Linked DNA regions of Homo sapiens: region 1 is linked to region 2. A link is an interaction called in ENCODE POLR2A ChIA-PET data of the cell type or tissue named here. Cell type or tissue: PC-3. All regions are shown on one strand. Each heading gives the region's core, and the rest is flanking DNA. Links, peaks and the distances in the headings are about the cores only. Region 1 has its middle 17 kb from the start of TMEM41B. Region 2 overlaps TMEM41B (transmembrane protein 41B).

What was found. ChIA-PET counts read pairs that join two places held together with the same protein. Peaks named below come from ENCODE experiments on the same cell type or tissue, not always from the same donor. Only the 100,000 strongest peaks of a DNase experiment are listed, where the experiment ranks them.
Region 1: POLR2A ChIA-PET joins it to region 2 with 9 read pairs; 5 of 35 experiments call an interaction of 5 or more read pairs at or near these places.

Annotation. Positions count from the first base shown.
Region 1 is chr11:9,329,161-9,333,554 of GRCh38, reverse strand. No RefSeq gene overlaps it. Among named protein-coding and RNA genes, the nearest start is that of TMEM41B, 17 kb to the right of the region's middle. In PC-3, for the core only: no CTCF peak of the experiment used is centred there; DNase peaks (open chromatin) are centred at 2,324 and 2,594; H3K4me3 peaks cover 270 bases; H3K27ac peaks cover 2,791 bases.
Region 2 is chr11:9,278,718-9,283,111 of GRCh38, reverse strand. It overlaps TMEM41B (transmembrane protein 41B), which reads left to right. Exons shown (of 7, transcript NM_015012.4): 7 at 1-2,458. Among named protein-coding and RNA genes, the nearest start is that of TRL-CAA5-1, 5.7 kb to the right of the region's middle. In PC-3, for the core only: no CTCF peak of the experiment used is centred there; a DNase peak (open chromatin) is centred at 2,261.

The DNA of each region.
Region 1 (4,394 bases), core at 236-4,235, 50 kb before region 2:
AGAGACGAGGTTTCACCGTGTTGGCCAGGCTGGTCTCGAACTCACTCAGGTGATCCGCCCGCCTCCGCCTCCCAAAGTGCTGGGATTACAGGTGTGAGCACTGCACCTGGCCAGAGGGGTAATTTGTTGGTTCATATAAACAAACCCTGAGAAAGGGAGAAGTGAAGCTTACCCTAGGACTTCACAGCCTGTGGAATCTCTCACTATTTTTTCAGACTAATTTCAAAAATCCACGGGAAGGACTTGGATTGGCTCATCCCGTGTCACATGCCAACATTTGGACCAGCACTTATATTCAACCAGTGTGCCCAGGTACCACCGTCTATCTAGTGTCTACTCTGATTGGTAACAACCTTTGACCTGCCGACTATTAAATGCTTTGAGTTATCACCATTGCCTTGGATCACTTACTGTGGCCAGGTAAAGAGGTCCCTTGATTGGGAGGAGGCAATGTGATAGGTCTGTAATCATAGGAAGGAGGAAAAGGATACTAAGTATATAAAAACTGTAGGCCTTAAGCATAATATGCAAATATATATATATGTATGTGTATATATATAATTTCCCAACTTTTTATTTAAAAAATTTTCAAACGTGAAGAAAAGTTGCAAGAATGGTATAATGACCACCCGTATGCTCTTCGTCTAGATTGCCTAACTGCTAACATTTTTCCCATATTTGCTTTCCCTCTCTCTCTCTCCCTGCACACACATACACACACACACACACACACACACACACACACTCACTCACACTCTCACTTTTCTTGGCCGAACCAGTTGAGAGTAAGTTGCAGTCATCATTAACATTTTACCCCCAAACTCGTCAAGATGTAGCTCTTCAGAACAAAGATGTTCTCATATATAACTACAGAATAATTATCATACTAAAGAAACTTAATATTGAATCAATGCTTTTTTTTTTTTTTGAGACAGTCTTGCTCTGTTGTCCAGGGGCACGGTCACAACTCATTGCAGCCTCGATCTCCCTGGCTCAAGCAATCCTCCCACCTCAGCCTCCCAAGTAGCTGTGACCACAGGCACACACCACCACACCCAGCTAATTTTGTATTTTTAGTAGAGGGGTTGTTTCTCCATGTTGGTCAGGCTGGTCTCAAACTCCCGACCTCAGGTGATCCACCAGCCTCAGCCTCCCAAAATGCTGGGGTTACTGGTGTAAGCCACCACACCCGGTCTTTGTTTATTTCTAATACAGGATTGAATACTGTATGGCAAATGGTTGTCACATTTCTCTTGTCTTCTTGAAGAAGAAAACAAAGCTGAATCGGAGCCTAAAAGTGTACCAGTCCTGGCCCGGTGCGGTGGCTCACGCCTGTAATCCTAGCACTTTGGGAGGCCGAGGCGGGTGGATCACGAGGTCAGGAGATCAAGACCATCCTGGCTAACGTGGTGAAACCCCGTCTCTACTAAAAATACAAAATATTAGCCGGGCGTAGTGGCAGGCGCCTGTAGTCCCAGCTACTCAGGAAGCTGAGGCAGGAGAATTGCTTGAACCCGGGAGGTGGAGGTTGCAGTGAGCTGAGATTGCGCCACTGCACCTCAGCCTGGGTGACAGAGCGAGACTCCGTCTCAAAAAAAAAAAAAAAAAAAGTATGCCAGTCCTGCTAATAAGTTTTACTCTCATGAAGGTAAATTCTAGGAAATTTGATTTTGTTTTGTTGCTTTAATAAAGTTATTAACTATCAAGGATTCCACCTAAGTCACTCTTCTATGCTTAGTATATCACTTTATTGATAATTAAATGTATTCTGATGTAAAATAGAAAATAACCACTTTGGGCTGGGCACAGTGGCTCACACCTATAATCCCTGCACTTTTGGAGGCCGAGGCGGGCAGATCACCTGAGGTCAGGAGTTTGAGATCAGCCCAACCAACATGGAGAAACCCCGTCTCTACTAAAAATACAAAATTAGCTGGACGTGGTGGCACATGCTTGTAATCCCAGCTACTTGGGAAGCTGACGCAGGAGAATCCCTTGAACCTGGGAGGCAGAGGTTGAGGTGAGCTGAGATCGTGCCATTGCACTCCAGCCTGGGCAACAAGAGCGAAAATCCATCTCAAAAGAAAGAAAGAAAGAAAGAAAGAAAAGAACCACTTTGCCTTGTATATTTGTGCTTCTCAACAGAAATCCTATAGTAGACTTTCTTACATTTGAGGCAAACAGCTTTTGCCAATCTTTCAAAGCAATAAAAATAGTTTTCATATGATTATGTCTTTGGAAGTCTGGTGCAAAATGTGATTTCACTTAGTGATTGTGGTGTGACAGCTGTAAATTGCTACATTCCAGGTTGGTGCTTCAACATTGTATTTTCAGTGTGACTGAGTTGCTCACATCCGGCTTTGACTGCCTTTTCCACAGAGAAGCTAGCTCTCAGACGAAGCCCCCCAAAAGGAGCGAATCAACACCCTCACAAAGAGATGTTGACAAATCACTGTCTCTTAGAGGTTCTAACTGGGCAATGTCCCATCCAGACATGCTGGACATGAGTATGAGTGTCCGTGTCTTCCGGCCTGGTCAGTAGCCAAGAGGCAGAGAGATCCCCTTGGGGTAGGAGTTCTGCCCTGAGGCCACATGCTTTGGTAGGAAGGCATTGGGCCAGTTTAATAGGGCAGGGAGCCTTATTCAAGGAAGTCAGAAGTAGTGTAGCAGGTTGCAGTATCAAATTCCTCTTGACAGTATATGATTGGGTAATTGTGTAAGTGCTCAATAAATAAATGGTAGAGTGTTCCGGCATACTTCTGGGTACTTGGGGTGCATAAATGAATGGCTAACTCAAGGAGCTCACCGTAACTTGTTTGGGGAGATAGCCTACAGCTGCCAACCCTTCTTGCTAACCATGCCACCCCAACCTCAAAACTGCTTACAACTCATTCAGTGAATTTTCAAATCGTTTTTATTAAGTACTTTGATGTATGCCAGGCACTGTTCTCTGCTTAGGATATACAGAAGTAAACAAGACAGATTGTTCTAGGATTAATGTTGCACACAGAAATGTTATAGTGGCTATTTTAGGGAAGTGGAATTAGATAAAGATATGGATAGGGACTCTTAATTTTTCCTTTTTTTTTTTTTTTGAGACAGTCTTGCTCTGTCATTCAGGCTGGAGTACGGTGGTGCAATCTTGGCTCACTGCAACCTCCGATTCCTGGGTTCAAGTGATTCTCCTGCCTCAGCCTCCCAAATAGCTAGGATTATAGGCACCTGCCACCATGCCCGGCTAATTTTTGTATTTTTAGGAGAGACGGGGTTTCACCATGTTGGCCAGGCTGGTCTCGAACTCCTGACCTCATGATCCTCCCGCCTTGGCCTCCCAAAGTGCTGGGATTGCAGGTGTGAGGCACTGTGCCCAGCCAACTTTTACTTTTTGAACTTTACTATTTGACCTTTTGTTAACAATTTTTTTTTTTTGGCAACAAACTCATCAAAGATCTTCTGAACAATAATGTGCCAGGGATTCTCCTAAGCTTTGAAAAGACAGCAGTGAAGGAAGCAGAAAAAGTCCCCTGACCTCATGGAGCTTAGATTCCAGCTAGGGAGGGACCATAAAACAAATAAATCCAAGCAAATATGCCATGTAATATAATGATGATTGATGATATGTTCTATGAAAAAAATAAATAGAAAATAAAGCTGTTCTTTTTAAAAGGTAATAATATTCCGTTTTGTTCAGATAATTTAGACTATTTAGATACTAGAATTATTTACTGGCCTGGGCAGATAGCATCAAGTGAAATGGGGCAGAGGGCCAAGCCTCAAAGCCTGAACCACCTGGACTCCTGTCCAGCACTCTCTCCACCCAGTACAAATGAAAGGCCAGCTGAGGCCAAGTGCAGTGGTTCACACCTGTAATCCCAGCATTTTGGGAGGCCTAGATGGGAGGATCACTTGAGCTTAAGAGTTTGAGACCAGCCTAGGCAACATGGCAAAATCCTGTCTCTACAAAAAAAAATACAAAAAAGTTTAGCTGGGCGTGGTGTTGCACGCCTGTAGTCCCAGCCACTTGGGAGGCTGAGGTGGGAGGATCGTTAGAGCCCAGGAGGCGGAGATTGCAGTGAGCCGAGATCGTGCCACTGCACTCCAGCCTGAGTGAGTGAGACCTTGTCTCAAAATAAGTAAATGAAAGTCCAGCTGAGCATCCTCCATTCTTTTGAAACTTGAGTGATGTCAATCCAGGGAGGTTGGCCTGGATGATTGCCCTTGACAGGAGCCTAGGCCTTTCCCCAAACAGTTTGGGGACAGAACTCACTGCTGCCCCAGTATTGGAAGGTGCAGACCCTGGCTACCCTGCAACCATAGTCGGCTTCTTCTTTCCAGCTTCACCAGCTGGTTTCCAGGGACCTGATCCTATTGGCTTTTGGTCTGCCTTGTCTGAC
Region 2 (4,394 bases), core at 99-4,098:
ATTTAATTGAATATTTTTTATCTTTAATAACTAAAATAGATATTTTTAAATTCTAGATTTTTTAAAGTAGTGTTGCAGGTTTTGTTAATGTTAGGCTTTTTTCAGAGCATAAACTGGAAAACTTAAAAAGAGATTTACATTTTCTTCCTCTTTTTTTTTTTTTTTTTTTTTCTGTTTTGAGACGGAGTCTAGCTCTGCCGCCCAGGCTGGAGTGCAGTGGCGCGATCTCCACTCACTGCAAGCTCCACCTCCTGGGTTCACGCCATTCTCCTGTCTCAGCCTCCTGAGTAGCTGGGACTACAGGCGCCCGCCACCATGCCCAGCTAATTTTTTTGTATTTTTAGTAGAGACGGGGTTTCACCGTGTTAGCCAGGATGGTCTCGATCTCCTGACCTCGTGATCTGCCCGCCTTGGCCTCCCAAAGTGCTGGGATTACAGGCGTGAGCCACCGCGCCTGGCCCATTTTCTTCCTCTTTTGAGGTAATGGATTTGTTTGGAGATGGCATGTTAGTAGACGACTGAATATGGAAAGGATATCAAGTTATCTATTTTGTTAATTTTATTTTTGTTTTTTATCATCTAGATTTTTATCATGGATTAGTCTGAAATTTAAAGTTCTGGCCAGTCGGTTTTCTTTCATCTTGTAGTTTTTACAGTATTTCCACTGTGCATATGCAAAATGGGTATTACATAACTGTATCATATTTGGTATTGATAATTTTTTTTTTTTTTGAGACGGAGTCTTGCTGTTGCCCAGGCTGGAGTGGAGTGCGTGGTGTGATCTCGGCTCACTGCAAACTCCGCCTCCTGGGTTCAAGCGATTCTCCTGGCCCAGCCTCCTGAGTAGCTGGGATTACAGGTGTGTGCCACCGTGCCCAGCTAATTTTTGTGTTTTTAGTAGAGACGGGGTTTCACCATGTTGGCCGGGCTGGTCTTGAACTCCTGACCTCAGGCTATATGCCCACTTCCACCTCCCAAAGTGCTGGGATTACAGGCATGAGCCACTGTGCCCAGCCTGGTATTGATAATTTATATTCAGATAATTTGTTATGGCTCTTTAATATCCCACAAGGGGCTCTAAAAAGCAAACATTCAAGAGTATGTAGTTTTTAGACATTAAGTTAATTATTTTAAACAGTGACAGCAAAACACAAGTGATTAAATATAGTTTATTTGTTCCAATGACTAAATTTTACCTCATTTATTAATCTGGTCATTAAGGAATATATTTAATAATATTATGTAATTATTCTTTTTATGCATGATACACCTAGAAAAATGCCTTTTGTTTCTATTGATGGCTTTGTTGTTTGGAGCTACTTTTGATTACTTATTGCAGTTTCCCAATTTAGTCTTTACTTTATCTAACTCACAAAGTAAAATTAACTGATCACATGGCAACTACTGTATTTAAATAGTTCTGGAAAAATGAAAGTGCTTTTTGCTGCTTGGTAAATGGGTAATGCCCTTGATTCCTTGACTGTAGGACATAGCTGATCTAAAGTACTCTGTCAGTTTTACCTTCACCCATGACTGTTATTAGTTGTCAAAGTTGAAAAGTACTTTAGCTGTGAGAAATCCTTGTATGTTTTTATTATAAGAGGTATAATCATCCTCAAAGCCTGTTTTTATTACATGATGTGGACTGATTATTTTTTCTATCACAGTGTTAACAGATGGATTTTATTGTAAATACAAAGAAAACATATTGATTATTGTAGTATTCTTATGTCACCTGGCCTTTTGCGTGAGATTATTTATTATTTCTAGCAAGGCTTTCTTCCTTTCTTATTGCCCAGAGACTGACTGATACATCTTTTGTTATTTTTACACATAAATTAAACATAGCCTTTTTGGACAAATTCACTAAATATTAATGTATAAAATGTAATTGAGTAAATTTTTATCAGAATTTTAAAAATAAAAGAGCTTAGACTCAGTAGAACTCAGTAGAAGCTTCACTATTTACTCCAGCGTGTGTAAATTGTACTTACTCTATTCTCAGAGTATATTTACTGTCCTTACCATTGATTCTTTCCCTTTGCTAATTTTTTTTTTTGTTAATGGTAGCTGCGACTTTAGGTGGGGTATATTTTCTTCTCCTAAGAGAATAGACAGTTTTTCCAGATTCATCATCATTGACTGTCAAGAAAGGACCCTTCAGCAAGGCTGTACCCTCAATGCAGTTGATGGCCTGTCTTCACGGATTTACAGACTTGGCCTGATGCCCATGTAAATTCAAGCTTTGGCTTGTGGTAACAACCACAAGAAGACAAGCATCTGTGGTGCGGAGGCAAGCAGGCTAACTAGGAGTTGACAAGCTAAGAAAGTGAAACTGTTCTTTCTTAGTTAACTGTCTTTCTCTGGAGCTCTGTTATTTTGAGTATAATATTTCCATGACACTTAGTAAATGCAAGCTAAAATGTAATAATAATAAATTGTATTGGAGAAACCTAAATGTCACATTTGGGATTTATTTCATGGAAGTACTTACATTAAAAAACTCTGGCCGAGCAAGGTGGCTCACGCCTGTAATCCCAGCACTTTGGAAGGTCGAAGCAGGTGGATCACCTGCAGTCAGGAGTTCAAGACCAGCCTGGCCATCACAGTGAAACCCCGTCTCTACTAAACATATGAAAAATTAGCCAGGTGTGGTGGCACACGCCTATAGTCCTAGCTACTTGGGAGGCTGAGGCAGAAGAATTGCTTGAACCCAGAAGGTGGAGGTTGCCATGAGATGAAATTGTGCCACTGCATTCCAGCCTGGGCAACAGAGCCAGACTCTGTCTCAAAAAACTAAAAACAAACTCTTCGTTGAATAAAAGTATATTCTTAAATTTCGATGTACATTTTCACCACTAAGAACAATGAAATGGCCGGGCACGGTAGCTCACACCTGTAATCCTAGCACTTCCAGAGGCCAAGGTGGGTGGATCACCTGAGGTCAGGAGTTCGAGACCAGCCTGGCCAACATGGAGAAACCCCGTCTCTACTAAAAATAAAAAATTAGTTGGGTGTGGTGGTGTGCACCTGTAATCCCAGCTACTTGGGAGGCTGAGGCAGGAGAGTCGCTTGAACGCGGGAGGCAGAGGTTGTAGTGAGCCAACATCACACCAGTGTACTACAGCCTGGGTGACAAAGTGAGACTCCATCTCAAAACAGGCCAGGCGCGGTGGCTCACGGCTGTAATCCCAGCACTTTGGGAGGCCGAGGCGGGTGGAGACAAGGTCAGGAGATTGAGACCATCCTGGCTAACATGGTGAAACCCCGTCTCTACTAAAAATACAAAAAATTAGCCCGGTGTGGTGGCGGCCGCCTGTAGTCCCAGCTACTAGGGAGGCTGAGGCAGGAGAATGGCATGAACCCGGGAGGCGGAGCTTGTAGTGAGCCGAGATGGCGCCACTGCACTCCAGCCTGGGCGAGAGTACGAGACTGTATCAAAAAAAAAAAAACAACAAAATATTTAAAAATTGTTTTTTTGAGGTGGAGTGTCTCTCTGTCGCCCAGGCTGGAGTGCAGTGGCGCCATCTCGGCTTATTGCAGACTCCGCCTCCCGGGTTCACGCCATTCTCCTGCCTCAGCCTCCCGAGGAGCTGGGACTCGCGCCTGCCACCTTGCCCGGCTGGTTTTTCGCACTTTTAGTAGAGACGGGGTTTCATCGTGTTAGCCAGGATCGTCTCGATCTCCTGATTTCGTGATCCGCCCGCCTCGGCCTCTCAAAGTCCTGGGATTACAGGCGTGAGCCACGGTGCCTGGCTAAAATATTTAAAACTTGTAATTGTTGGCTTTTGAGGTTTTTTTTTTTTTTTTTGGAGACAGAGTTTCGCTTTCGTTGCCCAGGCTGGAGTGCAACGGTGCGATCTTGGCTCACTGCAACCTCTGCCTCCCAGGTTCAAGCGATTCTCCTGCCTCAGCCTCCGGAGTAGTTGGGATTACAGGCACGTGCCACCCACCACACTCAGCTAATTTTGTATTTTTAATAGAAATGGGGTTTCTCCACGTTGGTCAGACTGAACTCCCGACCTCAGGTGATTCACCCTCCTAGGCCTCCCAAAGTGTTGGGATTACAGGCGTGAGCCACCAAGCCCAGCCGGCTTTTGAAGATTCTAAAGCAATTTAAATTGTTTAGGTAAGGCCGGGCACAGTGGCTCAGGACTGTAATCCCAGCACTTTTGGAGGCCAAGATGGGCAGATTACCTGAGGTCAGGAGTTTGAGACCAGCCTGGCCAACATGGTGAAACCCTGTCTCTACTAAAAATAACAAAAATTAGCTGGACGTGGTGGCTCACGCCTGTAGTCCCAACTACTCAGGAGGCTGAGGCAGGAGAATTGCTTGAAACCAGGAGGCGGAGTTTGCAGTGAGCACCACTGCACTCCAGCCTGGGCAACAGTGT